Linked DNA regions of Homo sapiens: region 1 is linked to region 2. Evidence: chromatin loops called from intact Hi-C (ENCODE). Cell type or tissue: endothelial cell of umbilical vein. All regions are shown on one strand. Each heading gives the region's core, and the rest is flanking DNA. Links, peaks and the distances in the headings are about the cores only.

Evidence for each region. Peaks named below come from ENCODE experiments on the same cell type or tissue, not always from the same donor. Only the 100,000 strongest peaks of a DNase experiment are listed, where the experiment ranks them.
Region 1: a loop joins it to region 2, with 6 times the contacts of the local background. A loop is called at or near these places in 2 of 110 quality-filtered maps.

What each region holds. Positions count from the first base shown.
Region 1 is chr9:27,057,061-27,074,855 of GRCh38, forward strand. It overlaps IFT74 (intraflagellar transport 74), which reads left to right. Exons shown (of 20, transcript NM_025103.4): 19 at 3,531-3,591; 20 at 5,558-9,074. The coding sequence ends at 5,676. Among named protein-coding and RNA genes, the nearest start is that of TEK, 43 kb to the right of the region's middle. RefSeq lists a silencer at 8,191-8,485. In endothelial cell of umbilical vein, for the core only: no CTCF peak of the experiment used is centred there; a DNase peak (open chromatin) is centred at 8,351; H3K27ac peaks cover 555 bases.
Region 2 is chr9:27,174,969-27,190,119 of GRCh38, forward strand. TEK (TEK receptor tyrosine kinase) reads left to right here. Exons shown (of 23, transcript NM_000459.5): 7 at 5,272-5,400; 8 at 8,491-8,642; 9 at 10,517-10,661. Among named protein-coding and RNA genes, the nearest start is that of TEK, 73 kb to the left of the region's middle. In endothelial cell of umbilical vein, for the core only: no CTCF peak of the experiment used is centred there; DNase peaks (open chromatin) are centred at 7,283, 7,633 and 10,333; H3K27ac peaks cover 1,176 bases.

The DNA.
Region 1 (17,795 bases), core at 4,027-12,026, 120 kb before region 2:
TTTAAAAAATATTAATAGCTTAATGATATTCTAGTGCATGGATGTCGCATAATATATTGAACCAATTCCCTTTCGTTGGATATTTAGGTAATTTCTAGTTTTAAAACCATTGAAATAATGCTATAAAGAGCAATCCAGGTATCCTTGAACTTCTTAATTCATATCTCCAATTATTTACATAGGATGCGTAGATATATATACCTGCAGCCCCCTTTTCATATCACTCATCTTGCTGATAATTACTTGAACAGTGTGTGAGGTCTAGATTGAGAGCTCTGACGGGACAGAGACAATGTCTGTCTCGTTTACTTTATTCCTTGCCCTGTGGTATTGGTTGGCACATAGTAGGTACTCAGCAATTATTTGTTGAATGATTGAATGAAGCATTATGTGTCATGTACAAAGTCAATAACTACGGTCTGAAAAAAATTGATCATTCTTATATCTAATTAGTCTATATTAGAAATTTGCACACATGGTTTAAAACCCTAAATGCATTAAAAATTCCCTCTTTTGGCCAGGCACGGTGGTTCACGCCTGTAATCCCAGCACTTTGGGAGGCTGAGGTGGGCGGATCACGAGGTCAGGAGATCAAGACCATCCTGGCTAACAACGGTGAAACCCCGTCTCTACTAAAAATACAAAAAATTAGCCAGGAGTGGTGGCGGGTGCCTGTAGTCCCAGCTACTCGGGAGGCTGAGGCAGGAGAATGGCTTGAACCTGAGAGGCGGAGCTTGCAGTAAGCTGAGATCGCGCCACTGCACTCCAGCCTGGGTGACAGAGCGAGACTCTGTCTCAAAAAAAAAACAAAACTCTCTTTTTCTTCATATGGTTATGTGATCATGATAGAGCAAAATAAAAATGATGTCATTTGATTTTCCACTACATAGGTACAACCGTTGTTAACATTTTGGTGCCATATCCTTGTAGTATTTTCATCCTTTGCAATCATACATCCATATTGTTTTTACAAAAAATAAAACCATGCTATTCATACAGTCTTTCAACATTTTCTTAACTTTTTTCAGCCTTCTTTTTTTTTTTTTCAAACAGAGTCTCACTGTGTTGCCCAGGGTAGAGTGTAGTGACATAATTGTAGCTCACTGCAACCTGGAGCTCCTGGACTCAACCGATCCTCCTGCCTCAGCCACTGAGTAGCTAGGACTACAGGCACAGACCACCATGCTCAGCCAATTTTTATTATTTTTTATAGAGACAGGGTCTTGCTGTATTGCCCTGGCTAGTCTTGAACTCCTGGCCTCAAACTGTCCTCCTGCCTCAGCCTCCCAAAGTGCTGGGATCACAGGCATGAGCCACTGTGCTTAGCCTTTTTTTTCTTTTTGAGACGAAGTTTTGCTCTTGTCACCCAGGCTGGAGTGCAGTGGTGTGATCTTGGCTTACTGCAACCTCCACCTCCTGGGTTCAAGCAATTCTCCTGCCTCAGCCTCCCAAGTAGCTGGGATTGTAGGCGCCAGCCACCACGCCTGTCTAATTTTTTTGTGTTTTTAGTAGAGACAGGGTTTCACCTTGTTGGCCAGGCTGGTCTCGAACTCCTGACCTTAGGTCATCCACCTGCCTCGGCCTCCCAAAGTGCTGGGATTGCAGGTGTGAGCCACCACACTCGGCCTTTGGTGACATTTCTATAGCATTAGCTATTTCATTGTATGGATGTACCATTTGAAAACAACATACACCTTACATTCTTTTTGAAAAGGGTAGAATCTCATGAAAGCTTGCTACAACTACTAAAAGCTTAGAAATCACTAATTTACATAATTCAAATTTACCAGTTATTCTGTTCTACTTCATATGGAAACCTAGATATAGACTTATAATTGACACAATTTTCTTAGGTTGTTTAGAGTGAGGATGAGTGCTGGGGAAGAAACAAGACAAAGTTTGGGAGGTCATTGTCTTCAGCAATTCTTGGAAAAAAATACTGATACTTCTTATGGAATATTAGCCCTCCTCATTCACTGAATAGATGATTTAAGGTGGAAAGCACTTGAAAAACACCATTTCTTAGAGCCAGTGAGTGGTTAACTTGTTTATCCCCACATTAATTGCTAATTTTAACTCCATGTATTGATAACTGGAAATCATAACATAAGCCACAATTTCGAATCCTTCTCTGTGTTATTTGTCATCTTTTGTGAATCCCAACTGATTAAGTCAAATCCTGGTCTTCCTATCTTTCACAATTATCTTCTTGAAAACTGGCTTTTGGCATCTCTAAAGAATTTTATGTAACAGATTATTTAAACTAGTTAGGGAAAAACAGATTTTCAAAATGAATTTTTGCTTCATGATGTCCTTGGAGGTTTAAAGGAGTCAATAATATAGAGGTATAATGTAAAAGGAATTTGACCATCTGACACAGCATTGCTTTTATACCATTCCTGTAGCACTTAACAGGTCTGATGCATTATAAGAAGGCCACCTGTTTGTATGAAACAATGACAAAAAAGTCTGGTACTTGACTTTGCTGAAGGTTATTAGAAATTTACTGCCAGAAACTGCTGACTGCTTCCTTAAGTCCATCTTAACTTCAAGGTCCTGTCTGGGGGAGATTGATGTGATTAGTAATACCAGCTCACAGCACATACAGTTCACATAATTAATTAGCTATGATTCATTCTAATATCTAGATTTATCTCTTTGGAGGAAACAATGAGATGGATCTACATCAAGCCTGAATTTACGCCCTGAAAATTATTTTAACATGAGGATAGAAACATTTCCACTGTTGCTTCAATTATTGTATTTTTAAAAATAATCATTACTTCTTTGAAATGTCCAGGTGGAACATAATTTTAGCATTTCAATTTTCAAATGGTCCTTTGCTTTGGAAAAAACTATGTGCATCTTAAAAAAGAAAGACCATAACCAGAGTTACAAGGTTAATTAAATCAGAAAAACAATATAATTCTATAACAGTAAAATTGTCTTCTGAGGAAGCAACCATCAATATAATATCCACATTAGCTTCCTGTTGATGCAGAAATTATTGTAACAGTGCCAGCTTTTTACCAGCTCTCTTATAATCTTCACACTGCAGCTCTGCTCTTATCACAGCTTGTGGAATTACACAGGAAATTTAGCCCTGGAAATAAGGAAGTTTCTCCTATATGGCTGAACCTTTGACAGTGTTTGAATATGTATTATATTTGTGGCATTAGACTTCCAGATTTTAAGAAGAGATTCCCATCATGTCCCATTTTTCTTTTAAAAGTTTTTTTAGGGAAAGGAAAATCATAAATTGTCTTTCAGTTGGCATGTTCATTGGTATAATAAACATTTAAAATATAATTAAAATAAATATATAGAGTAAAACATGTTATAGGATTCATCACTGTATTAATATATTTACTATTATTTAATCTTTTTTTTTCTACCGTGGCTTTATCTCAATAAAATGTAAGTTGATAAGATTTAAAGTTGGAGAGATTTTTTTTGTCTTATCCTCTTAGAAAGGCATTTAATTGTTTTAAATATGGGTCCTAATTAATATTTTTCTTTTATGTTTTTAGCTTACAAATTTGGAGAGAAAGTGGCAACACCTTGAGCAAAATAATTTTGCGATGAAAGAATGTATCCTTTAAAAAGCTGAAAATGGGGCCGGGTGCGGTGGCTCATGCCTATAGTCCCAACACTTTGGGAGGCCGAGGCAGGTGGGCCACAAGGTCAGGAGATTGAGACCACCCTGGCTAACACGGTGAAACCCCATCTCTACTAAAAAATACAAAAAAAACATAGCCGGGCGTGGTGGCGGGTGCCTGCAATCCCACCTACTTGGGAGGCTGAGGCAGGAGAATGGCGTGAAACCGGGAGGTGGAGCTCTCAGTGAGCCGAGATGGCACCACTGCACTCCAGCCTGGGCGACAGAGCAAGACTCCATCTCAAAAAAAAAAAAAAAAAAAAAAAAAAAAAAGCTGAAAATGAAATTGACTGAGTTATTTTTTTCTAGGAATTTTTTTAAAGACTCAAATTTAGTTCAACACCTACTTATTAAATACCAGATATGTACAAAACCCTGGGCCAAATTAAATGAATATGACTGTTTCAATTCTACAGTAGTTAAGAGGTGTGTGTGTGTGTGTGTGTGTGTGCGCACGCACGTGCCCTCAAGTAACTAATAGAAAGCAGATTTTGGGAGTTGCCAAAAAAGGAGTACAAAGACTTAATGTGGCATAGTGATTAAGTGCCCAGATTTTGGAGTTGGGCGATCCAATTTTAAATGTCAACTCTACTGCTTGTAAGTTACAAACTGGACAATTTAATCTGTTCAAGCTAGAACTGTATCATCTCTTAAGATTCAGTTTTCCGGGATCACAGGGCTTGGGTAAAGTTAAACATTATCAGTAAATCTTCTGATAAACATGGCAAGAATTTCTCTTTTGTTTAGAGACAGGGGTCTCGCCAACTTAGCCAGGCTGGTCTCAAACTCCTAGGCTCAATCCCACCTCGGCCTGCTCAAGTGCTGGGATTAGAGACATGAGCCACTGCTCTCGGCCCCAGAATTGTATCATCTCTAAAATCTCTAAAATATAGTTAATATTACCTTCTCATAGTGTTGGGAGAATTATATATAACCATATAGTTATATATATCCACAAGTATATATATATATATATATGTACATAATATATAATATATAGTTGTTTGTTGTTTATATGGTTCTACCTTGAATATCTGGGCAGCAAAGGGAGGTAAACTAAGTAAGATCCTGAGAAGTTTGACTTCCAAGCTCATCCATGTTTTAGCCATTTCAACTCCATTATATGTCTACAAAGATGATACTTATGTCTCATCTTATTGTTTACTTTTAGTTTGATTACAGGAGGCAGCAAGCAGCTGTTGAGAACATGTGTTGTGAAGTTGTAACAGATATTTCCTTAAAAGTTGTTTCCTATTCCCTTCTTTGACCCATTCAAGGATGTCTCTGCCTGGAGAACTAGATCCTGACTCAGTGGCAGCATAGGTTCTCCCCCAGGGTGGTGCTGAACTTCAGCTCAGAAGCAGCCTGGACCCCATCTTACCTCCAGATAAGGTGTTTTAGGTACTCTGTTGCCAGTGTTAGTGCAACTTAGTTTAAAAATAGAGGACTTGTTCACAGTATGCTCTAAGTCTCACACTGGAGTTTTGTGCAACATAAAGTAGGTGATTTTGGAGCAGAGCGAAGTCTAGAAATTTGCCTTAAATTATTTGTGGTACTCTAGAGAACGTGGTATGTGTATGTGTGTATGTGTGTTTGAATATAGGAACTAGTTCATTGAACGTTAGATTGTTCTAAGACCAGAATTAGATTAAAAATGCATAACATATTAAGTATTAAAAAGTGTTTATATTGTATATGAATTTTTTGCGGTAAGTTTAGCTTGGCATTTTAGGTTTTAATTGATGCTTAATCTGTTAAAATGATGTACTGTATTTTAAAGTATTCTAATTGTGCTTTTTTGTACCATCTTCAGTATGAAAAATGTCAGTATTTAGTTCCTTTCTCAGGCACAATTAGATTTTTATTGACATTGTTTTCCCCCTTAACTCATGTAATTAGTCATAGCAACCAAGAGTCAAGAGAGTGATTACCAGCCAATTAAGAAAAATGTGACCAAGCAGATTGCAGAGTACAATAAAACCATCGTGGATGCTTTACATAGCACCAGCGGAAACTGAGTTTAAGTCCACTGAAAGTCTCTAAGGAAGTATCCTCTTGCTGCTAAACTTGGTACAAGTTGACTACCAAAAAAAAAAAAAGCTTACTTTTGGAGTTTACCTAAAATTTCTGAATGTTATAATTTTTGTGGCCTCTTTTAAGAATGATATTTTAAAATAGTAAATAGTTCAATAAATGGTTTGCATATTAAAAAGTACCATCTTCTTTTCTTTTTATGCTACTTGTATTTGAACCAAGAGATAAAGAAACTAAAAGTGACCGTTGAAATTTATTTAGCTGGTATAATCCATCTATGGCAACAAATGAGATAAGCTTTTCTTGTATCAACTCTAGGACGGATGCATGGAGTATGATTCTGATTTAGCACTTAGATCAACCTTGTCAATTTTTACTTCTAGAAAAAATTAGTAAGATTAGAAGGGAGATTTTTAGCTTTGAATGTTACTTCTCAAATAGGTTATATTTGATGTGTATTAGACCATATAATGTCACAGGTAAATATATAACATATATTCTTTATATAGCAGTTATACCTAAAGATTTGGAATTAGAAACTTTTAATCTTTGCAATTCTTAAAATATTTTTTCACATATATATACCTGGAAGAACATTAGGTAAAAGACTACATTTATAGTGGGCTGTTTTGGACTATGGCTACTGCTGTTCATTGCCACCCTGCAGTATGCATTTACTCTCTTGTACTATTAGGAGAACTTAAGTAGATTAATTTATAAACATTAGCCAGAATATTTGGGGAAAAAAGCTAGAAGAGGTAGGATTGGGAGAGAGGCATAGAGTCTGGAAGACATTATATTAACTGTAGATGTATCTTCTCTTATCGTGCAGGAATGAGTCACCTTGGCCAGCATAAAATATTACTTAAAACTATCCTGTTTTTGCTCTGATATCATGTTCACTAAGTAACTCTACTTTTCAGTATTTCTGAAACAACACATTGATTTCTTAAACCAAAATAGCTTTATTGAGATATTATTTACATACTTTAAAATTTACTCATATATGTTGATTTTTAAAAATAAATATTTATAATGGTAAATTATTCAAATTCAGTCTATATACATTTAAATAAAGGAGTGAGCATTGTTGAGTTTGCTGAACTCTGGATTACTAATATGGCTGAAGATCCTGGACATTCATTAAGGTAGCATTCATAAAATGTGTTCCATAAATCCTGAGCATCTTGAGTTATTAATAGTGTTATGCCTCCAAAGGATTCATGGTCAAAGAAGTTTGGGAAACGTTGTCTGAAACAAAGGTGAATTATTTTATTTTTTCTTGACTGCTCATAACCCTTAATATGCTAATGTATAATAAGCTCAAGAAGAATATATACTGTAAAGCATTTCCCAGAGATAGTTGTCCACAAAACCCTAACTTTCACAGAGCCTAGGTCACATGAGATGTGTCATTCCAAGAAATAGACTTTGTACACCAAATAGACTTCATACACTAAAATAATTTCATCTACTCAAGTCCTCTGGGTGGCTCTATGGCCTTTTTCAGATGACTCCTGAGTATGTCTCTTTTTAGCCACCCTCAGCTGTTTTATGCTGTGATTGTATGGGGTTTTCTATTGGAAATTGGTAGCAGAAAGTGCTTATAAAATTTCACAAGGGAAAAAAACTCTTTTAGCAGTTAAAGAGAATGAAATCTGAAATTCAGTAGATAAAACAGGTAATAGATTTTGATGACAGTTTGCAGCCCTTCGTTCATTCATAAAGTATTACTGTAATTTGGTGATTAGGAGCCTTTATGGATATACCCGACTGCTGAAAAACATTCATCTTTTATACAGTAACAAACAGAGGTATGATTGAGCATAGAGTTTAGGCAAGAGAACTGACTACTATGGTCTCTTAATCACATTGATTCTATTTCGTGGATACTTCCAAGGAGGAAGGGAATCTGGAAAACATGTTTGTGGATAGGTAATCTTTGTTTTCCTCATTTGAAAGCAAATTTAAATGCCTTTACTTTTTCCTTAGGTTTTTTTTTATGATTTCTACTTAAGTGTTCTTGACATTTTACTGCACCCTTTTAAATAACCAACTTAGTAATTTTTACTATTAGTAATAAGGGTTTTTTTCTGAGTGGTGGGATTATGGGTGATTGTAATCTTCCTTGGGCTTTTTGGTATTTTCAAAATTGTCTGTGATGTACATTTAATACTTAGAAATGCAATAAAATTCAAATAAAGTACTATATGCAGTTACTACTTTAACTGACAGAAAGGATGTAGTAAAAACTCTTAAGTCCTTGACTCTAGAACTGAACCAATCTTTACGCAGAAAGAAAGTAGGAGGAAGATTGGCCTGTCCATTAAATATATGTGTTTGCATTATAACAATGGGAAATTTGGCAGGAAAAAAATTTCTTGACAAAAAGCAAGGCTTTCAATTTCCATCCTAATTTATTCATATGTAATATTGGTGGGGGGCAAATAATTGAGCAGGATTTCTTTAAATTAAAACATGTTTTATCTGAGGGAAATTCTCACTAATGTCTCTCTTCCTTCCTCTGAGAGCCTTTCCACAAATCCAACAAGAATATTCTCTTTACTGGGATAGAACTGGAGGCTAATAGCTGCATGAACTGGCTCTTCCTGAGTCAGTCACATTACTCAGGGGGTTCCATTCATGCTAAAATAACACCTTGTAAGTCACATGGAAAGAAGCTGCAGACTGAACAAACATGCTGAGCAGTTTTACTAGTGAAGATCAACATGGGAAAGTTAGCAAGTCTTTGTTTTTCCCATCCTTATCTTTTATCAGTAAATAAACATGAGTTCTTGATATTCTTTTTCCTGTGGAGCCCCTCGTTTGGACAATACTATAGTCTCATTTTAAGGTACAAAATTCAGTGCCTGCTTAGAGGATTACAGCATGGAGTAATCATATTCACACCAGAGATGAAAGGCCAGTTAGTAGTAGTTCCAGGGGTTTTTGCTGTTCCCTTGCTCAGTTTCTCTAGACTTCTTTCCTTTTGCTATACAATTGCAGTGTAAACAACCTTAGGGAAATTATAATGTTTAGACTCAAAGTAAGAAGAAATAAAGATGGACCACTAGAGAATTGTAGTAATCTATTTTTAAATTGATATTGTGTCTCATTTTTGTATAACTTTTGAAATAAAAGTAGATTATGTCTTAAAATTGTAAGTTTACAGTTTGATAACTGAAAAACATTTTTAAAAAGGCAATTTTTAATACAAAGGTAGATAATTTAGGAAGACAGATAAATAAAATGAAGAAAGTAAGTTACTTGTGATCTCACCAGTCTTTTTAGATACGCATCTATATTTATGTCACACATATCTGTTTTATTTATGTATTTATGCACCTTTAATTAAATTAAAATTATATTGTTTTTAATTTTACATTTGCTATTTGTAATTTAGCACACATTTTTGTATGTCATTATATACTGTTGTACAACATGTTAAATTGTTGCATATTATTTCATTGTGCAAAACTTTCAAAAACAAATCCTACATTATCGAATGAGATTTATGATATAGAGGTTACATGTAAGCTTTAGATCAGATAGCTGGAAATGTGAATCCCAGCTTCACCACTGATTTGTTATATGACCTTGGAAAGCTGGTCTCACAATTTCAGTTTCTTCGTCTACAAATGGAATAATAATGCTTAACTCATAAGATTGGTTCAAAGAGTATGCAGAACCCAAGACGTGTGACACAAATCGTCCTGGGAAAGGTGTCATTATTAGCAGTATGCAAAACTGATTGTTTCCCTGCACTCTCACCAACACTGGTGTTAACCAGGCTGACAGTGCACTACCTCATTTGTTTTACTTAAAAAAAACTGCCGCATTACTGCAATTAGAAGCTATATTTTAATTTGCAAGATGTTTTCATATCAAAAATTACAAAGTCTGATTCTTAAAAATCTCTTTAAAAATATTCATTATAGCTTTGTCATATACATCGAAAGCAAATTTTTAGAATATATTAGATCATACTTTACTGCCTCAATATTTTTCCTCATAATGTATCGTAATGAATTGCTGCTCTGAAAACCTGACTGCATAACTTTAAGAGAAATAGGAATAACCTGTGTAAGAATAATCTACTCAGTAACCAAGGCTGTATTGTTTGTTCATTGTCTCTAGCCTCCTGCAAGTCAAGTGGTTGCACATAAAGAACAAGTATGTCGGCCGGGTGCAGTGGCTCACGCCTGTAATCCCAGCACTTTGGGAGGCCGAGGCGGGCAGATCACAAGGTCAGGAGATCGAGACCATCCTGACTAACACGGTGAAACCCCGTCTCTACTAAAAATACAAAAAATTAGCCGGGCGTGGTGGTGGGCGCTTGTAGTCCCAGCTACTCGGGAGGCTGAGGCAGGAGAATGGCGAGAACCCAGGAGGCGGAGCTTGCAGTGAGCTGCGATCATGCCACTGCACTCCAGCCTGGGTGACAGAGCGAGACTCCGTCTAAAAAAAAAAGTATGTCACAGGATGGAAAAGAAATACCCATTTATTTATTGGGGAGTCCAGTATACAAGAGGGTTTGGAGAAAGCATGAGTCAGAAGTTGAGTTGTCTACTACCTAAAAAAAGGCTCAGGCACACTACAGAAAGCTTTCTACAAGAGAAAAAAAAAAAAAACATAAAATGAGGTTTTCAAAATTCTGTTTTCTTTCAAAATATTTTGTAAAACAATATTCTTAACATGATAACAATATGGTAATACCATGTAAGAAAGGCAGACTTAATCAATTAAAATTACTTTTGGCAGAGGGTGGAGAAAGAACTATTATTAAATTGGCCATTTAAGATTAGAAGACAATAGCTGAGCCAACTAACCAAACTGAAATATTATCTCATTCTCTGTGTTATCATTTTCAGTAGATAAACTCCCTCTAATAGAGGAAGTCCAGATTGACATGAAGGTGAAAATATTTGTTAAAATCCATAAGCTCAATCTGATTTTTTTTTTAAACCAAAGGAAAATATACTTCATTGTTAAAAGCATTTCTAGGTCTTTAATTAGCTTCTTGTTAAAATGAACTCACTTTAGTTTACTGGGTGGGGAGAGGGCTGCCTTAGAGTTTGGCCAGCCCCAACCCTGTCCCTCCCCGCCAAGGACAAAGCAGGGACCTTGTGTCTGAGGATCAGGGGAAATGGTTAAGAAGGAGAGGAAAAGAAAATTGCTTTTCCAGCTTTTTCAACTTCCTATGTAGCCTATAGAGAAAAGCAAGAATCCCTTTGGGAGGAAATAACAAAAGTGCCAACAATAGATAGATGTATGAAGCCTGCATCCCTGCAGTGTACTGGAGCTCTTACCCTTATAATGGCCTTTATCGGAAGGCCAAATGCACATTTACTATAAACTGGTCCTATCTTCCTGGGAGCCTCTCCCCTTAAAGTCATTCCTTGGCTCACTTCCTTCTTCTGCCAGAAATATCAAAGTCAGAGAAGGGGATAAAAGCTGTAAAAGTCCAGCTGCCTTGTTTCCTTTTCCTATGGCACAGTTGAGGTAGCCAGTTAGGTAACAGGTGTTCATAAAAAGACCTCAAGAAACAGTTAATTGAAGAGTGTCAGGTAATAAGGTAAGCAAGCCTCTTACAAAATCACTTGCCACTGTATTATGTCTAAAGGGCTCCACTTGAGCAGAAACCAAACCAAAAAAGGCTCTAAGAAATTTACCTTAAAATTCTGTCCGGAACCTTTTCATTGAACATAGGTTGAATGTCTAATATGGGTTTGCCTAACCACACACTTTGATTTGTCAAATATTTAATTCCAACAATACTTCATGACCTCACTGTGCACTGCCATCCACATCTCCAATAATCACAAGCATAGCAGGCATTGATGCCATAGCTCTTAATTGTCTTAGGAATTAAGACAGGCGGCATCAGTACCTGCTAAGCTTGTTGATGAAAAGAATTGTTAAAAAGAGTTTATCAGGGCTGGGCGCAGTGGCTCACGCCTGTAATCCCAGCACTTTGGGAGGCCAAGGTGGGCGGATCACGAGGTCAGGAGATGCAGACCAGCCTGGCCAACACGGTGAAACCCTGTCTCTACTAAAAGTACGAAAAAATTAACCAGGTGTGGTGGCGGGCGCCTGTAATCCCAGCTACTTGGGAGGCTGAAGCAGGAGAATTGCTTGAAACTGGGAGGAGGAGGTTGCAGTGAGCCAAGATCACGCCACTGCCCTCCAGCCCAAGCAACAGAGCAAGACTCTGTCTCAAAAATAAAAATAAATAATAAAAATAAATGTAAAATTAAGTTATTATTGACTATAGTCACCCTGTTGTGCTATCAAATAGTAGGTCTTATTCATTCTTTCTAACCATATTTTGTATCCATCAACCCTCCCCATTTCCCACCCGTGCTCCCCTCACTACCCTTCCCAACTTATGGTAACCATCATTCTACTCTATTTTCATGAGTTCAGTTGTTTTAATTTTTAGCTACCACAAATGAGTGAGAATATGCAAAGTTTATCTTTCTGTGCCTTGCTTATTTCACTTAATATAATGACCTCTGGTTCCATCCATGTTGTTTCAAATGACAGGATTTCATTCTGTTTTATGGCTGAATAGTACTCCATTGCATATAGGTACCACATTTTCTTTATCCATTCATCTGTTAATGGACACTTAGGTTTCTTTCAAATCTTGGCTATTGTTAATAGTGCTGCAATAAACATGGGTATGCAGATACCTCTTTGAAACACTGATTTCATTTTTGGGGGGTATTACCTAGCAATGGGATTGCTGTATCATATGGTACTTCTATTTTTAGTTTTTTTGTGGGACCTCCATACTGTTCTCCATAGTGGCTGTACTAATTTACATTCGCACCAACAGTGCATGAGGGTTCACTTTTCTCCACATCCTCTCCAGCATTTGTTATTGCCTGTATTTTGGATAAATTTTAACTAGGGTGAGATGGTATCTCATTGTAGCTTTGATTTGCATTTCTCTGATGTTGAGCATTTTTTCATATACTCGCCGGCTATTTGTATGTCTTCTTTTGAGAAAATGTCTATTCAGATCTTTTGCCCATTTTAAAATCAGATTATTAGATATTTTCGGCCTCTTTCATCGTAACTAAGCACTTACTACACACTGGCCATAACTTTTGCAGTATGAGGCGTGACAGCAAAACTATCATGAATTTCTTTTCTTTTTCACAATTTCATGCATAGAAGATTCATTCTTACAGTAGATGTGAGCATACAATTTTTTTTTTGAGAACTTTCACCTTTTCACTTAAAGGAAACACTTTGTGGCTTTTCTTTGACATATCTGAATTGCCAGCATCACTACTCTTGTGTTTGGGGGCCATTATTAAGTAAAACAAAGGCAGTTTGAACACAGGCACTGTCATAAGACAGTGAATTGGATAATTGAGGAGGCTACTGAAGTGTCTAACAAGAGGGTCAGGTCTACAGCATGGGTACACTGGACAAAGGGATGATTCATGTCCTGGGTGGGAAGGAGTAGGATGGTGCGAGATTTCATTATACTACTCAGAACGGTGCACAAAGTAAAACCTGTGAATTATTTATTTCTGAGATTTTCCATGTAATGTTTTTGGACTGCAGTTGACCTTGGGTAACTGAAACCATGGAAAGCAAAACCGAAGCTAAGGGGAGACTACTGTTGTCAAGGAAATGTAGCATATGAAAGGGCACAGGAGTTTGAATCTGAAGCACCTCTTTTGCCTGCTAGCTGGAGGACTTTGAGCAAGTCATTCAGTTTCCCTGAGTCTATTTCCAGGGTTATGATGGGACCCCATGGCTATTGGAATCATCTCAAAGATCCCTATTTCTCAGGCTAATCTCAAATTGTGATAGTGACTTTGTGATTGGGATAACTATGTAATGAAAATTTGATCAGACTACTTATTTTCCATAGGCTTCTATTTTGTCACTAGCTGTAGAGAATTAGGGTTTTCTATATATAAATCATGTCATCAGTAAACAGAGACACTTCTTGAATTTCTTCTTTTTCTATATGGATGCCTTTTTATTTTTATTTTTATTTTGCCTAATTACTCTGGCTAGGACTTCCAGTACTGTGTTGAACAGAAGTGATGAGAGTGAGCATCCTTGTTTTGTTCCTGATCTCTTAGAGGAAAAGCTTTTCACCATTGAGTTTAACGTTAGCTGTGGGAAAAGGGAGCTTTTTGAAGCTTATTAAAAAACAGTCCAGGTTTCGGTTCTCTGGCGATGGATGGTTGGATGGATATATATAAAATATAGACACATATATATGAATATATGGATGGCTATATATGATATATATATCATATATATCATATATATATATATATGGAGAGAGAGAGAAAAAGAGGGAGATGACCACATTTATTGGTGAAAACCAACCAACTTGCCCTTCTGTAAACATAATTCAGCAAGAGTTATTTGTGGAGTACCGGAATTGGTGAGAATTTCGATAGCTTTTCTGTTATAACGCTTTTGCCAACTGCAGCAATTGATTCAGGTTTTTCTCGTCTTTTACTGTCATCGAGGGAAAATCTGTTGAGATTCATCATTTAAGCTCCCATATGTTAAGCCTCTTTCCCAGGATCAATGATTTGCTTTTTTCTAGACAAACGTTTTGTTTTGTTTTGTTTTTTAGATAAAATGACCATTGCTTCTCTAAAGGAAGTATGCAAAGAAAAGTAAAATGAGGCTGGGTGCGGTGGCTCGCGCCTGTAATCCCAACACTTTGGGAGGCCAAGGCAGGTGGATCACGAGGTCAAGAGATCAAAACCATCCTGGCCAACATGGTGAAACGCCATCTCTACTAAAAATTAAAAAAATTAGCTGGGCGTCGTGGTGCACACCTGTAGTCTCAGCTACTCTGGAGCCTGAGGCAGGACAATCGCTTGAACCCGGGAGGCGGAGGTTGCATTGAGCCGAGATCATGCCACCGCACTCCAGCCTGGCAACAGAGCGAGACTGCATCTCAAAAAAGAAAAAAAAAGTAAAATTGAAGGCATTGTAATTTAATCTAGCTATAGACTTAGAGCACCTGTACAACTTCTATAGTTGTCAGTCATTTAAATCTCTGTGTGCTGCCTTTGGAACATGGGGGACATAATGATCTACTCTTATAGAATAAGATGCTGATTAAATAGATAATGCTTTTAAAATATTTTGAATTAAAGATATTTTAATGTGTAAGTATACTGCAACTCATTTAAACAAATCTACTTGGTAGTGAAGCTATCTGATTGTACGGGAAAAAATATTGCCCTTATGATTTAGAACAGTGCGTGCAATATGAGCTACAAATGTGAGCCAAATATGTAATTTTTATTTTTCGAGATGGAGTCTCACTCTGTCACCCAGGCTGGAGTGCAATGGCACGATCTTGGCTCACTGCAACCTCCACCTCCCAGGTTCAAGTGATTCTCCTGCCTCAGCCTCTCATGTAGCTGGGATTACAGGTGAGTGCCACCACGCCCAGGTAATTTTTTGTATTTTTAGTAGAGATGGAGTTTTGCCATGTTGGCCAGACTTGAGCTCCTGACCTCAAGTGATCTGCCCACCTTGCCTTCCCAAAGTGCTGGGATTACAGGAGTGAGCCACCATGTCCAGCCCAAATCTGTAAATTTTAAACTTTAAACTTTGGACTGTGGACTTTTCAGTTAATGCTGAAATGAGTTAAGACTCTGGGGGACTGTTGCGAAGGCATGATTAGTTTTGAAATATAAGGACATGAGATTTGGGAGGGGCCGGGGCAGAATGATATGGTTTGGCTCTGTGTCCCCACCGAAATCTTGTCTTGAATTATACTCCCATAATTCCCATGAGTTATGGGAGGGACCCAGTGGGAGGTAAAATTGAATCGTGGGGGTAGTTTCCCGCATACTGTTCTCATGGTAGTAAGTAAGTCTCACCAGATCTGATGGTTTTCTAAGGGGTTTTTGCTTTCACTTCTTCCTCTCTCTTGACTGCCACCATGTGAGATGCCTTTCACCTTCCACCATGATTGTGAGGCCTCCCCAGACATGTGGAACTGTGAGTCCATTACACCTCTTTTTTTTTTTTTTTTTTTTTTTTTTTTGAGACGGAGTCTCGCTGTTTCGCCCAGGCTGGACTGGAGTGGCTCTATCTCGGCTCACTGCAAGCTCCGCCTCCTGGGTTCGCGCCATTCTCCTGCCTCAGTCTCCCGAGTAGCTGGGACTACAGGCGCCTGCCACTGCGCCTGGCTAATTTTTTGTATTTTTAGTAGAAACGGGGTTTCACCATGTTAGCCAGGATGGTCTTGATCTCCTGACCTCGTGATCCGCCCACCTTGGCCTCCCAAAGTGCTGGGATTACAGGCGTGAGCCACCACGCCTGGCCTAAACCTCTTTTTTTGTAAATTGCTCAGTCTCGGGTATGTCTTTATTAGCAGCATGAAAATGGACTAGTACAGCTGGATATGAAATTCTTGGTTGAAATTTTTTTTCTTTAAGAATGTTGAAAATAGTCTCCCTGTCTCTTCTGGCTTGTAGGGTTTCAGCTGAGAGGTCTGCTGTTAGCCTGATGGGAATCAGTTTGTAGGTGACCGGCCCTTTCTCTCCAGTTGCCTTTAATATTTTTTCTTTCATTTCGACCATGGAAAATCTGACAATTATGTCAGATTTTCCTGGGGGATGATTTTCTTGTGTAGAATCTTGCAGGAGTTCTCTGTATTTCCTGAATTTGACTGTTGGCCTCTGTAGCAACGTTGAGGAAGTTTTCATGGATGATATCCTGAAATATATTTTCCAAGTTGTTTGCTTTCTCCCCCTGCCTTTCAGGGATGCCAGTGATTCATAGATTTGGCCTATTTACATAATCCCATACCTCTCAGGGGTTTTGTTCTTTCTTTTTTTTCCTTGTTTTTGTCCGACTGTCTTATTTCAGAGAACCGATCTTCAAGTTTGGAGATTCTTTCCTTAGCTTGGTGTATTCTGCTGTTTGTAGTTGTGATTGCATTGCAAAATTCTTGTGTTATTAAGCTCTGTCAGACCCATTATGTTCTTTTTTGTACCAACTATTTTGTCCTTCAGCTCCTGTATCACTTTATTGTGATGCTTATTTTCCTTGGATTGGGTTTTGCCATCCTCCTGAATCTCAGTGATCTTTGTTCCTGTCCATATTCTGAATTCTATTTCTGTCATTTCAGCCAGTTCGGCCTGGTTAAGAACTCTTGGAGAACTGGTTTGGTCATTAGTAGAATATGTGACACCCTGGCCATTTGAGTCACTGGAGTTCTTGTATTGGTTCTTTCTCACCTCTGTGCGTGGGTGTTACTTTAACTGCAGTGTAGATAGAGTATAACCAATAGACTTCTTTTCTGGATGTTTTCACAGGGCTGAGGCTTTGTGTAGCTATGCTTTTTATTTGAAGCTGACTTCTTATCTTTGGTTTCAGAGGGAAATATGTTAATAAGGTATTTTTGGTATTGAAACTTTGGGGTGTGATCCAGTAGGTGACACTTAGGCTTATTGGTCAGTTGGTTGACGCTTGCCCAATTGTGTGGATTCCCTGTGTTTCCTCACAGTTGCAGCTGTGTTCCCTTTCAATGCTCTGAAAGTGTGAGTTCCACTCCCCCTTGAATGCTGGCTGTAGTTCACAACTTGGCACTCCTGGGCTGCCCACTGCCAGTCTGGGGTGATCTCAGTGTTTATGTTCCTTCCCCAGCTTAGAGGCAGAAGAGGAAGAGATTTTAGTAGTGGTTGTGCCAGGGGTCATTTGCTTGACTCATGGGGGCTCCACCCCAGAGGGATATAGGTCAGCAATCATTCAGTGCAATCAGCCCAACATGGAGGGTTTGTACAGGGCCCAAGCCAGGTGTTCCCTGTCTGGTGATGAGCTGTGGGGCATGTGTGGGACCCATGGGAGCAGACTAGTCTCTGCTCCTTGGGTCAACTGCAGCTTGTTGGAGGTGTGGATAAGGCACTTAGGGTCTTTGTTCCTTCATTAGTCCAACGGTGGCAAGGGCAGTTCCACTGCAGAGGCAGTGGCAGAGAGGCTTTCAGTTGCCCTGGAGGCTCTGTCCATGGAGTTGCTGAGTTGGTACTGGTTTGATAGCTGTGGCAGGGGATGGCTGGAGGCCCAGGCCTGGTGGACCTGCCTGATGAGG
Region 2 (15,151 bases), core at 7,004-15,003:
TTTTTTAATTCTTTTTATTATTATTATTATTATTATACTGTAAGTTTTAGGGTACATGTGCACAATGTGCAGGTTAGTTACATATGTATACATGTGCCATGCTGGTGTGCTGCACCCATCAACTCGTCATTTAGCATTAGGTATATCTCCTAATGCTATCCCTCCCCCCTCCCCCCACCCCACAACAGTCCCCAGAGTGTGATGTTCCCCTTCCTGTGTTCATGTGTTCTCACTGTTCAATTCCCATCTATGAGTGAGAACATACGGTGTTTGGTTTTTTGTCCTTGTGATAGTTTACTGAGAATGATGATTTCCAATTTCATCCATGTCCCTACAAAGGACATGAACTCATCATTTTTTATGGCTGCATAGTATTCCATGGTGTATATGTGCCACATTTTCTTAATCCAGTCTATCATTGTTGGACATTTGGGTTGGTTCCAAGTCTTTGCTATTGTGAATAGTGCCACAATAAACATACGTGTGCATGTGTCTTTATAGCATCATGATTTATAATCCTTTGGGTATATACCCAGTAATGGGGTGGCTGGGTAAAATGGTATTTCTAGTTCTAGATCTCTGAGGAATCGCCACACTGACTTCCACAATGGTTGAACTAGTTTTCAGTCCCACCAACAGTGTAAAAGTGTTCCTATTTCTCCACATCCTCTCCAGCACCTGTTGTTTCCTGACTTTTTAATGATCGCCATTCTAACTGGTGTGAGATGGTATCTCATTGTGGTTTTGATTTGTATTTCTCTGATGGCCAGTGATGATGAGCATTTTTTCATGTGTCTTTTGGCTGCATAAATGTCTTCTTTAGAGAAGTGTCTCTTCATATCCTTTGCCCACTTTTTGATGGGGTTGTTTGTTTTTTTCTTGTAAATTTGTTTGTGTTCATTGTAGATTCTGGATATTAGCCCTTTGTCAGATGAGTAGGTTGTGAAAATTTTCTCCCATTTTGTAGGTTGCCTGTTCACTCTGATGGTAGTTTCTTGCCCAGGTTTATAAGAGTACATTTCATGAACTCATCTCAGCCCATTCCTGGCTCAAGAAATCACCAAGATTTTATGAATAGAACTGTTCTAATATTCTTCCAGACTCCTTTCAACAATTACTATCCTGTTCATTCCATCCAAAAAGCAGTAGGAAAGCAAGGAGACATTTCTAACAGTAACTACTTAAGGACATGGTCTCCTTTAATAGTCCAGGATTTAGAATAGTCAACAATAGATTGTACACTGGCAAGTTTTATGTATCAGGGCTGGTTTCTATCTGAGGAAATAAGCAATAATAGAAATTTTTGAAGCAAATAGTGGGGACAATAAAGAGAACAGGGGAATTCCACTGTGCAAATATGTGATAATTCAAAGTCATTCAGAACACTTTGCCAGGAAGAAAGTTCTAGTGTATTCTAGAAACTAAAAAAATCAAGGCTTCATGATATTTTAAGGTCTTCTGCCATCCCAACAGAAACTTGATTTCAGTAGTCAGATTTCCTTTATGCTTATTAATAGTTCTTAACCTTTCTACCATCTGCTTTGAGTAAGAAGTTGTGATTAAGTTTTTTTCCAGCTTTATCAAGGTCTAATTGCTAAATAAAAATTGTATGTAGTTAAGGTGCAAAATGTGATATTTTGATATATCTATACATTGTGAAATGATTACTGCTGTTAAGCTAATTAACATATCCATCACCTCACACAGTTATCTGTGTGTGTGGGTGTGGTGAGAGCATTTAAAATTGCTCAGCACATTTCAAGTGTACAATACAGTAATATTAAGTTTAGCTACCACACTGTCTATTAGAACTCCAGAACTTACTTATCCTACTGTGTAATTAAAAGTTTTTGCCCTTTGACCAACATCTCCCCATTTCCTCCACCCTGTAGTCCCTGGGAACCACTATGCTACTCTGCTTCTATAAGTTTGACTTTTTCAGATTCCACTTATAGAAGAGATCTTACAGTATTGGTCTTTATATGCCTGGCTTATTTCACTTAGCATGGTGCCCTCCAGGTTCATCCGTGTTGTTGCAAATGACAGGATTTCCTTCTTTTCAAAGGCTGAATAATATGCCATTATATATGTGTACACACCACATTTTCTTTATCCATTCATCCATGGATGGACGAATGGTCAAGTCCATATTTTGGCTACTGTAAGCAATGCTGCAATGGACATGAGAAAACAGATGTCTCTTTGAGATAGTGATTTCATTTCTCTTGGATATATACCAGAAATGGGATTGCTGGATCATATGGCAGTTCTATTTTGAGTGTTTTGAAGAACTTCCTTATTGTTTTCCATAATGACTGTACCAATTTACATTCCCACCAACAGCATACAAGGGTTCCCTATTATCTACATCCTTGCCATTCTAGCAGGCGTGATGTGATATCTCATTGTGGTTTTGATTTTCATTTCCCTGATGATCAGTGAGGTTGAGTATTTTTCATAGACCTGTTGGCCATTTGTATGTCGTCTTTTAAGAGATGTCGGCTGGGCACGATGGCTCATGCCTGTAATCCCAGCACTTTGGGAGGCCAAGGCGGGCGGATCACCTGAGGTTGGGAGTTCGAGACCAGCCTGACCAACAACGAGAAACCCCGTCTCTACTAAAAATACAGAATTAGTCAGGCACGGTGGTGCATGCCTTTAATCCCAGCTACTTGGGGGGCTGAGGCAGGAGAATCGCTTGAACCAGGGAGGTGGAGGTTGTGGTGAGCTGAGGTCATGCCATTGCATTCCAGCCTGGGCAACAAGAGTGAAACTCCATCTCAAAAAATGAAAAAGAAAAAAAAAGATGTCTATTCAGGTCCTTTGTCCATTTTTTTATCAGGTTGTTTTCTTGCTATTAAGTGGTTTGCGTTCCTTATATATTCTGGATATTAACCTCTTATCAGGTGTATACTTTGGAAATACATTCTCTTGTTCCATACATTGTTTCTTCACTCTGTTGATTGTTTTCTTTGCTGTGCAGAAGCTTGTTAGTTTGATGCAATCACATTTGTCTATTTGTGCTTTTGTTGTCTGTGCTTTTGAGGTCATATCCAAAAAAATCATTGCCCGGATCAGTATCAAGAAGCTTTTCCCGTCTGTTTTCTTCTAGTAGTTTTACAATTTCAGGTCTTATGTTGTGTCTTTAGTCAATTTTGTTTTGAGTTTTGAATATAATGAGATGAGGTTCTAATTTTATTCTTCTGCTTGTGGTTATCCAGTTTTCCCAGGACTATTTATTGAAGAGATTATCCTTTCCCTGTTGTGTGTTCTTCATACTTTTGTTGAATCTGTTAACTGTAAATGTGTAAATTTATTTCTGGGCTGTCAATTCTGTTCCGTTGGTCTATATGTGTGTTTTTATGCCAGTACCATACTGTTTTTATTACTATAGCTTTGTAATATATTTTGAAATCAGGTAATGTGATGTCTCTAGCTTTGTTCTTCTTGCTCAATATTGCTTTGGCTATTCTAGGCCTTCTGTGGTTCAATATAAATTTTAGTATCGTTTTTTCTATTTCTGTGAAAAATACCATTGCAATTTTGATAGTGATTGTATTGAATTTGTAGATAACTTAGTTGTGATTGATACTAAAAATAAAGACTGCATTTTAGCTGGGTGAATAAAATACAAAATCAAAACAAATCATCATAGCCCCAAAAGACAAGCTTTTGCATTAATTTTTGGTTAGAAGCCTTCTAGTAATGTTACAGTTGACCAAAATAAGGACACCCAGTTAACAGAATCCATTTGCCATGTACCAAATTCTAAGAATTGTCCTGGCAGGTTTAGTGAGCTCCAAGGGAAAATAATGCTTCTACCCTGTCTTCCCAGGAGCTTATTACAAGTATCAAAACATAATTTGAATGGCTTAAATATTCTACTATAAAGAAACAGTCTTAAAAAGCTAACATTTTAAATTATCTTGATTTTTAGTTTTTAGCAGTTTAACCATGATGTGCCTATGCATAGTTTACTTTATATTTATTCTGCTAAGGGCTTAACAAATTTTTGAATGTGTAAATTTCAACAAATTGGGATAATTTAAACCATTATTTCTTCAAATATTTTGTCTAACCCTTTCTCTCTGGTCCTTCTTGGACCTCCAGTTACATGTGTGTTAGATGTTTTGTCTCTTGGGTCCCTAAGGATTAAAAATCATTTTTTTCCAACCTTTTTCCTACTTTTCTTCTTTAGATGGGCTATCTATTGATGTTGCTTCAAGTTTATTGACTCTTTCTTTTGTTATCTCCATTCTGTTGCTAAGTCCATACAGTGATTATTTGATTTCAAATATTGTGTTTTTCAGTTTTAGAATTCCTTTTGCTTTTTAAAAATAGTTTCTATTTCCCTGCTGAAGTTTCTCATTGTTGCATTTGTTATGAACATATCTTCTTTTACCTTACTGAGCATAGTTATTATAGTTGTTTTAAAATTCTTGTCTATTCCAACATCTGAGTCATCACAGTTGGTCTCTATTTATTTTCTTTTCCTTTAAAAAACGGGCCTTAATTCTCCATTTCTTCTTTGGATTGTATCTTGAACATTGAAAATGTTACATTATGGAGACTCTGGAATATGATACATTCCTTTTGGGAATGTTGATTTTGTTTTGTTTTAGCAGGCAATTAACTTGGTAGGATTCAAACCTCAAACTCTCACTGTTAGGAATCAGGTCAAACTCAGTTTAGTTCTTTTATCTTTAGCTGGGCTGCTTTGAGTCTATACTGAGCATGCATGGATCAAGGATCAGCCAAAGATCTGGGACTTTTCTCTGACTCTTTCTGGGTTTTCCCTCTCTCTCCAGTGGCTGTGGTTTTCCTGACTCTGTCTCTGATGCATCAGGCCAGTAGACTGCAGGTTTTCTTTGGAGTTGTAGCTTCCATACGTGGTGTCAACTGTACCTAACAGTTAGGCTAAAAGCTGAAAATTGGGAAACACATCATTCCCATCTTCCAAATTTCAATTCCCCTCCAGAATCTTCCAGGTCTTTTTTCTTCCTATCCCACTCTTAAGTGCTTTCAGGAAGTTATTTTCTAAATGTAGTTGTACCTACAAGAAAGTTGGCATGATAGGAGCTCATTCAACTTTTTTTGGAAGCATAACTCCCCAGCTTTTTAAGTTCCTGGTAATTCAGATAAATTACCCCCTACCTTACACAAATCAGCAAAGTTGATGGCTTAGAGAGAAAAATAAAACTAAACACCTGCAGTCTTAGTTTCCTCTCTTCCCCTGGATTAATACTGGTTTTTTGATGTCTCTGTTTACAGCATGCCACCCTGGTTTTTACGGGCCAGATTGTAAGCTTAGGTGCAGCTGCAACAATGGGGAGATGTGTGATCGCTTCCAAGGATGTCTCTGCTCTCCAGGATGGCAGGGGCTCCAGTGTGAGAGAGAAGGTAAAGCAAGGTAACACTGTAGTCAGGGCCATGTTCAGCATGTCTGAACTGAGCTTTGGTAGTGTAATTCTTGTGCCGGCATTCTAAGATCCTCAAGCCTCTTTTGTTTCCATCCAGAAGTTGGGAATAGTTTATCCTAAATCCTAAAGCACAGCATTTTAATTCTGCTCTACTGACCCTAATAGTAGGCTTTATTTGTCTTTGCACTAGGCATAAACCACGTGCTCTTTGTAGCAGCTTAAGTGATGACTGGCCAGCTGAGAGCTCTCCTACCTTTTCTGCTCCCTTCTCTAGGACCAACCTTTTCCCTGGACATGCGTAACAGAGAAAGAGCAATTTGGGATGGATTTAGACAGGGGATATTTTTAAAGCAATAGAAAGAATAAAACAAATAGAAAAGATTATGCTCAAAATGAAATTTTATGTCATTCTAGTTCAGAAGTTACTCTTCAGCAGGAGTCAGCAAACTTTAACCCACAGACTAAATCCAGCCCACTATCTTTTTTTAAACAGCTTTATAGAGATACATTTTTTATATTATAATGTTCAACTTTTTAAAATGTAAATTCAGTGGTTTTTAGTATATTTACAGAGCTATGCCATCATTGCCATAATCTAATTTTACAACATATTCATCATACCAAAACAAACCTTGTACCCATTAATAGAAACTTCCATTTTCCAATCATCCTAATTTCTGACAACCATTTATTTGCAGTTGACCTTAAACAACATGGGGGCTAGGGGTACTGACCCTTCTCGCAGTAGAAAATCTACATATAATTTTTGACTCTCCAAAGACTTAACTACTAATAGCCTTCTGTTGACGAGAAGCCTTACCAATAACATAGTCAATTAACACAGAGACTAGTATCTGTATATATTTTATGCCTTCATGACATACCTTTTTCTTAATTTTTTTGGTATTTCTAGGCTACACAGTTTGTCTGTGAGTTTTTTCAAATTATCCTAAATCTCCAAAAAATTTTCCAATATATTTATTGAAAAAAATCCACATGTCAGTGGACCCATGCAGTTGAAGCCTGTATTGTTCAAGGGTCAACCATATCTTCTGTCTCTGTAGATTGCCTGTTCTTGACATTTTATATGCTGTAAACAAGATTGTATAATACGTCGTCATTTGTGACTAGCTTCATTTGCCACACCTTTTTTGAGGTTTATCTATGTTGTGGCATGTATCAGTACTTCATTCCTTTTTTATTTCTCACCATCTGTTATTATAAAGAAAAAAATTTTGGATCACAGCCACCTCCATTCATTTATAGTATGTCGTCTGTGGCTGCTTTTGTACTACAAGGGCAGAAAACATGGCTTGCAAAGCTGACTGTATTTGCTCTCTTTACAGAAAATGTTTGCTATCCACTGTCGTAGAATATACTTTTTAAAATTAAAAGAAGCAGACATATGTATTTTCAAACTTAATAAATATGTATTGCTTTTTCAATCATATAAATATAAATGCCATTGAAATAAATACATATCCAGTGAAATCTACACTCACAATAATACAGCTATGGCCTTTTTTTCTGTTACTTTTGGAAATCAGAACAAATATTGGGAGTGGGGGTGGGATGCCAGTAAGTGTTTTCTCAAAGTCCTTAAACTTTATATTTTTTCTTCTTTTGCCAAGCCTGGACTTTACTACAGGGCAGGAATCAGGGAGTGGTTAGAAAGGGAAGGAAATGCCATGGGGCTACTAGGGGATTGTATTGAACGTGGGCAGCTAACAAGTTTAAGGATTTGAATTTTGTGCTTTGTTCCTTCCCGTCTGTTCCCTTCTGCTGATGCTGCAAAAGGAGTGCATTCTGATGGGAGAATCTAAGACAGGTTAACCAGGGTGTCACTAGGGCTTTCAGAGAGTAGCTCCCTTCCCAGATTCCACTTTAGCCCAGCACATCCACCTTCACCCCCACCCAGCTTCAGAAAATACAAGGGGACGATGAAGGAAAGAAATGCTTTAAAAGTGTCAAAACATGTTTTTCAATTCCTATTCAAATAGCTACTTAGGCTGAAAAACTTGGCACGTTTTCCATAATCTTTCCAAGTTTACAGATATATCAAGGAATAACCTTGTAAGTATTAGACCTCTTTCCCTTCTCCTCCACACCTTTACCCATTTCATTCTAGGCCTGAGAAGTAGGATATCAGTATAAAATATCATTATTGACCCCGCCTCTTCCCACCACCGATAAGAAACAGTCTGTAGTTACTGCTGCTCTGAGGGCACCTCTATCGCCTACATTGTTTACTGAGTGTTGGACAATTTTCAAACATGTCTCACATTCAATTACAAATAGTCCACAGTTCCCTGAGTCCCTATGGTTCAGAATAAAATTGGTATATTTCAGGGTTATTCATTCTCTACTGTGTAGATGTTAGGCAAGAAATCCTGACACCATTACCTTTATTGACACTACAGACATTTTTCCTTCTTTCAATATTGGCAGCAACATTTTTGATTTGGCTGTTGAGTGGATACTGATTTGGGGAAGTTATATTTCACTTCTTTGATGTACTTCTTTTGTGAGCAACTTTATTCACCTTTTCCTCTTAGTTATCTGCTATTTGCAGACTTCCCAATGAATGAGACATCTCTCGTATATCTAAACTGAGGTCAATGCTGTTGAACAGCAATACCATGGGGTTATTTGATGAGTGGAGGAAGAACTAGTTTTTTGTTTGTTGTATTTTTGTAATCATTCATGTAAAAAGAAAGAGGGGGATTGAACAGCAAAGTCTAGGGGAGATATGGCCATGATAATCATTTTAATATTGAGACTGTTCCTCCCTGGTCCATGAAAGGAGCACAGCCTCATGGCAAAGAGCGTGGACTCTGGATTTATAAAGATCTGAGTCTGAATCTGGGCTGTGAGCCTCTGTCTCCTCATCCATAAAATGGGAGACCACAATATCATCCACATCACAGGTGTCTTATGTGATGACAAAACAGTAAAATATTTGCAAAGTTCTTGCCCGGTGCATGACTTACTAAAGTAGCTATTTTTATTATTACTACTGCTGCTGGCTCTGTTAAATATTAGATTTCACAGTGCTGTTTTCTTCCTTCAGGCATACAGAGGATGACCCCAAAGATAGTGGATTTGCCAGATCATATAGAAGTAAACAGTGGTAAATTTAATCCCATTTGCAAAGCTTCTGGCTGGCCGCTACCTACTAATGAAGAAATGACCCTGGTGAAGCCGGATGGGACAGTGCTCCATGTAAGAGCCATTCTTAATTTGCCCTTCTTAAAGCATGAGATGCTTCAGTGTAGTAATCACCCCACTAAATGATAGATACCATTCAGTGCTTTTATCCTCCTAGGCTAGTGTGTTGTTGGCTTTGATAAAATGCCCTATTCCTGGAGAGGCAGAACTGACTCACTGCAGCCTCACTGATTTCTTCTGTTGGCCAGTACTGCTCTGCATGGTTGGGAATATGCCTCCTGGGGAACTGACAGAGCTGGGTGCCAAGGATGGCACACATCCTGCAGGACTGTCCAGCTGGTATGGGGAGAAGTACGTGTCAATCTGTGCAAAGCTTTGCTCTCGCAGTGTCCCCATATCTCTAACTACTCATATCAGGAGAGTAAGGTGGTGTTGCAACCCATGAATCAGCAGATTTACGTGCTACCAAGTGCAACCAGGACATGGAGTTTTGATGACCGGTCCACTCCTATTACGCTCTTTGGAGCAGCAGTTTAGGGGAGCATAGAAGAGGAGAGTTCCCCAGTTCTGAAACTACAATCCACGGGATCCCTTAGGTCTGAATGCATTCATTGGGTTTCTACCCACCTCTTCCCTTTGCCTTCATTGCTGATGCTCACCCATGGTCAGGTAATATCACAGCAGTTATTTTTTGTTTAAAAGGATCAAGCTACTTTTCGAACATGCTTTCCTTCTCTCTCCCAACTATACCAAATGCAGCAGAGACAGGAGCCACCCCAAATTTCTCTTGTGTTGAAAGTGATCCTTAGGATATTGATGTATTTTTTAATCTAAAAATTTAGAAATACTTATTATCCTATTTTTCTATCAAAGATGACCAAAATCAGCTTGACCAGAGGCAGGTATGAGTGACCTTCTGAGGGAGGAATATGTAGAATGTACCATTACTAGGGTCCACGTTTCAATGTCCCTGATTCCACTCAAACAACCCATCAGGTAGAAGAAGCCAATTGATGGCTTCCAAAATCTTATTGGCTTTTTCATGAGTTAATGAAAGTAATGGCTACTATTTAGTAAGGTTGGCCATAACTATATGTAACTTCTTACTTAACATTGCCTAGTGTCTCTTTTTTTTGGCGGAAGTGGGAACTGGCTGGGTGAAGTTAAGTAACTAAGGAATTGGTCAAAAATGGCAAAGAGGCCAGATACGGTGACTCATGCCTGCAATCCCAGTGCTTTGGAAGCCTGAGGTGGGAGGATCACTTTAGGCCAGAAATTTGAGACCGGCCTGGGCAACATAGCAAGACCCCATCTCTTAAAAAATAAAAAAAGAATTAGCTGGACATGGTGGCATATACCTGTAGTCCCAGCTACTTGGGTGAGGTGGGGGGATCACTTAAGGCCAGGAGTTTGAGGCTGCAGTGAACTATGATCACTCAACTGCACTCCAGCCTGAGCCAAGGAACAAGACTTTGTTGTCTCTCAAAAAAAAAAAAATGGCAGAGGTCCATCTCTCTTCAGAACCCTGGATTTTTCCAGTACTCCCCACTTGACAGCCTCTCAAACACTTAGGAAGTCACTTTGTCCTCCCACGCAGCCATCTCTGTGTTAGATAGGAAAGGAACAAATCTTATGAGGAGGAGTTTAAAAGAAATCATGCTTCAGGTGTCTTGCTTGTAAGTGTTTACCCCGTACTCCTAAACACACAAATACAACAGCAGGATCTGACAGGGCATCAATCCAAAATAAACTTTCAGGGCTACTACAATAGCTTTGGAAATAAGCCAATAATTATATTAGCATTACATTTAGCTTCTTGATCTCTCCTAGGAAACTTCTTATTAAACAATGAGATGGGGTCAATGTTATGGACCTTTGCGTTTATGCCTCCCTAGAAGTTTTTATTTTTTTGTATTTGACCTTTTCAGCCAAAAGACTTTAACCATACGGATCATTTCTCAGTAGCCATATTCACCATCCACCGGATCCTCCCCCCTGACTCAGGAGTTTGGGTCTGCAGTGTGAACACAGTGGCTGGGATGGTGGAAAAGCCCTTCAACATTTCTGTTAAAGGTAAGTTCATTTCCCAGAAAAAGGGATTGTGTCCTTGATGCATTATGTTTTTGTATTGCTGCTTCTAGACAGAAATGTATGCGACCACTAAAATACCTTTGGGGTAATTTCCAGGATAGTAAGCCTTTAAAAAATTATATGCATGAAACTAGAGTGAAGAAATTAAGAGTATGAACTGTGGAGTCACACAGCCCCAGGTTTGATTTTGTCCCTAACAGCTCATAATCTTGTGGGTGGCCTTGACCAAATGAAGTTACCTTTTTGAGTGTCTCTGTATTTGCAAATGAAGCATAATTTAGGTACCTCTTAGGGTTATTGTGAAGCCTTGTTAAACACATACAATACTTGGAGTTGTGTCAGGCACAACATATCTGGTAGTGATTATATTTCACAAGAAGGTTAGCATTGCCGTTGTGACTTCCTGTTCATTATTGTAGAGAATTATTTGGAGAATCCCTATTTTGAGGATTACTCACTTAATAAGAAGCCCAGGCTATGCTATATAATTAACATGAATGTCTTTTCACATTCAGGGCTGTGGGCATTTTTCCTGCTATAAATTAGTATTTCAAAATTCAAATTAATCTGAGTGTTTGTGTGTAGATTTGTGGCTTGAGTGGAAGAACTAAAATGGAGGTAAGTCCACGTTAACTTGGCTGGTGTACGTAGCTACAGCAAGGAATTTTAAATCCGCAAGTTACTTAATCACCTGTTTAGACAAGAATACCTAACAGCTCTCTGGCATATATTCTAGGAAAGATACTAGGCTAAGATTACTTGTAATTTCTGATACATTGTAAATGCTCTGTAAATAGTTGCTATCCTGTATTGTTTAGAGAATAATGAGAAGAAAAAAAGTCTGTACATGTTCAGACACAATTTGTTTTCTGAATATTTTTGATCCACAGTTGGCTGATCCACAGATGTGAACCCACAGATACAAAGGGTCAACTTTATACAGTAGCACACATTGTAAGCACAAATCTTAGTATTAAACCTGGATCTTCTGACTCCAAACCCAGCACTATCTCTTCTGGACCATTTTGCTTTCTGAGTCTCTTGTGTTACAGAGGAGGAGACTGTGAGGTGACCAAAGTTGATTTGTATTTGGCCCCCTTTCGTTACTTCATTAGTAATCTCTTGGGAGATCTCAGAGGTAACTTCTATAAATGAAATGCTGTAAATACTCAGAACATAATCTGTTTTTTAAAGGCCAATAACAACAGTAGCGTAAATGCAACCCCATAGATTTGGATTCTGTGCCCTGAGAATCCATATGAACCACCTCAGAATCCTCCTTCTTATTATTACTTTTGGTTATAGGAAAGAGCCCAAATCTGTTTTATTTGGTAGAACATTCACGTGATTAAAATAATTTCTTGCATCTTGAATGTTCTTGGAAGAAAGGAAATGATATGCAGACAAGAAAAATTACCCTACTTTTAAGCTTCTGGGAATGTTTGCTACCCATGGACATACGTCCAAAACAAACCATGTGGTGAATACACAGAAGAGTCACTGGGTCTAGTTTTTAGTTTGTAGTGAAAGACACGGCACACAACATCAATGTGTAGAAGCTTCTCCAGTCCTAAGTCACTGCTGTCTCTTTGCTGTCACATTGACTGGCAGCCATAAAATGTAAATAGCCATTAGGGAATTTAATCAATTTAATCAGCATCTTTTATTATAGTATTTACAAAAACAGATACTAGGCTTTAACACCAGTGTACAGATTGATACAGTCACTTTGGAAAACTGGCAACTTGTACTAAACCTAAACATTTACTTAGCCTGGGAACCAGCAGTTCCACCCCTAGGTATATGCTCAAAAGAATGGCTGTATTATGTTCAAAAAAGACATCTTCAAGAATGTTCAGAGCAGTTGTATTCATAGTAGCCCCAAACTGAAATTAACTCAAATGTCCATCAACATTAGAAAGGATACACTAATCACAAATTGTAGTATATTCATATGTATTAGTTTGCTAGGGTGCCATAACAAAATACTACAGGCTGAGTGGCTTAAGCAACAGGAATTTATTTTCTCATAATTCTGGAGGCTACAAGTCCAAGATGAAGGCATCAGCAGAGTTTATTTCTTCTGCGGCTTCTCTCCTTGGCTTGTAGATGGCCACTGTCTCCCTGTATCTTCACAGGGAGATTAAATTAGGACACAGGTACAGGGTCTTCCCTTTGTACTTGTGTCCTAATTTAATCCTCTTACAAGGACACCAGTCATATTGGATTATGGCAAACCCTAATAAACTTATTCTAAATTAATTACTTCTTTAAAGGCCTTATGTCCAGATACGGTTACATCCTGAGGTACTAGGGGTTAAGACTTTAATGTGTGATTTGGGGGGAATACAATTTAGCCCATAAAATCATGCAGAGGAATGTTAAACAGTAATAAAAAAGAATTAATTTCCGCAACAGTATGGATGAATCTTGCAAACATGATAACCAGTGAAAGAAAGTACATGCTTTATGATTCCATTTATATAAAGCTAAAGAACAGGCAATACTAATCTTCAGTCACAGAAGTCAGAATAGAGGCTACCTCTGGGTAGAGGATATTGACTGGAAAAGGGCACACAGGTGCCTTCTGGAGGGCTGGGAATATTTTCTATCTTAATCTGAGTGGTGGTTACATGGGTGTACACATAGGTAAAGTCCCTTGAGCTAAATACACTTAAGATATTCACGCTTTACAATATGTATGTTCCATCTCAGTAAAAATGATTAAAAGGCAAAAAATAAAATAGTAGATTACTAAGAGGAAGCCTTTGTAGCAATTTTTAAACCCTTGTAGAAGTATCACAGACTGACATTAATGGCTGTAATAAAATGTGCATCTGCTGGTTTAAAGAAAGGGGTGGCCTTATTTTATCATACAAGGAAAGCATTACTTGAACAAATTTACTTACAGCACTGCCCTCCTTTCTAGCCTAAGTGAAATGTGTACTCAGACTTATCTAACTTAATATTGGCATGATCTGCCTCCAGTTAGGGGATACTGCTTCTTACTGGCTTTATTATCCTGACCTTGGACAACTTCCTAAGTCGTCACTTAGTCAATAGAATTTACTTTAGGCCTATTATGTTTCAGCCCCTGTTCTAGGCACTGGGAATAGAGCAGTGAATAATACAGGGGGAAAAAGACTCACCATGGAGCTTACATTCCCACAGGGAGATAAACAGTGAGCAAATAAATAAGTAGAATGTACAGTTCACGAAAATGCTGAGTGTCTTGGAGAAAATTAAAGCAGAAATGGGGGTAGAGAATGCTGGGGCAGGGCTGGAGTGGTGACTGTAATTTTAAATAGGGTAATCAAGCCTTCCTGAGAAGATATTTGAGCAAAGACTTGAAGGTTATGTCTAAGGAAGGTGAGCCAAAGCATTGAGACAGAAAGAAAAGGAAAAATTACTGAACATTGCAATGTCCTCTGAAATCTGAAAGGTTCTGCATTGTATAATACACACTCTTGGGGAGGAAAAACAAAACGAGTTATGCATTTCTAAGAAGGCTGGGCCAAGGGAACTATAGAGCTCATTGGAAATTCACTTCACAAACAATAACTCAGCACCTAGTCGGTGCTGGTGAACAAACTACACAGTCTTTGCCCTAATGGAATTTAGAGTGTAGTGTGGTGTTTCACAACCTTTTTATTATCATCCCACTAAGGAGCTCTTTTAGAAATTGTATTCCAGAACTCTCCCTCATCACCATAAGATTTTATTATCACAGATGTACTTTATATCTCTTTATGTACTATGGCTCTTTGGCGGGCTGCAACCCATTGTAATATCTAAAATTTTTGCATCCTCCAAGAACCAATTTTCATTGTTTCTGGGGCGCTGTCATCCCCATTGAGAAGATGTGGTCTTTGAGATGGGGAGATTGTTCTAGATTATCTGAGTGGACCCATTCCAATCCCTTGAGTCATTCAAAGTAGAGAAACTTTCCTGACAATAGTCAGAGATGTGGTGGTCAGAGAAGGATCAGAGAGGCCTGATGTTGTAGACTTTGAAGGGATAGGAAGGAGCCTTGAGCCAAGGAATGCAGGCAGTCTCTAGAAGCTAGAAAGAACAAGGAAACAGATGGTCTCCTAAGCCTCCAGAAAGGAACACAGCCTTGCTAATGCCTTAATTTTAGCACAGTGAGATGCATGTCTGACTTCTGACTTCTAGAACTATAATAAATTTGAGTTGTTTGGCTGAAAGAGAGAGATATATATATATAGAGAGAGAATGAATTATGATCTAGAAGAAAGACCAATATCAAATAATCAAATAATCATACTACAAAGAGTAATAACCCCTAAAAATCACCATGAAGGAAAAGTAGAGGTTCTGTGAAAGTATACAATACCTTAATTCAGTTTCTATGATAGCCACCTGTGAAATATTCACATCAGAGCTAAGAATTAACTGGGAGAATAATGGGAGGTGGAGCATTCCTTGCAGAAGAGAGACATCCACAATCAATC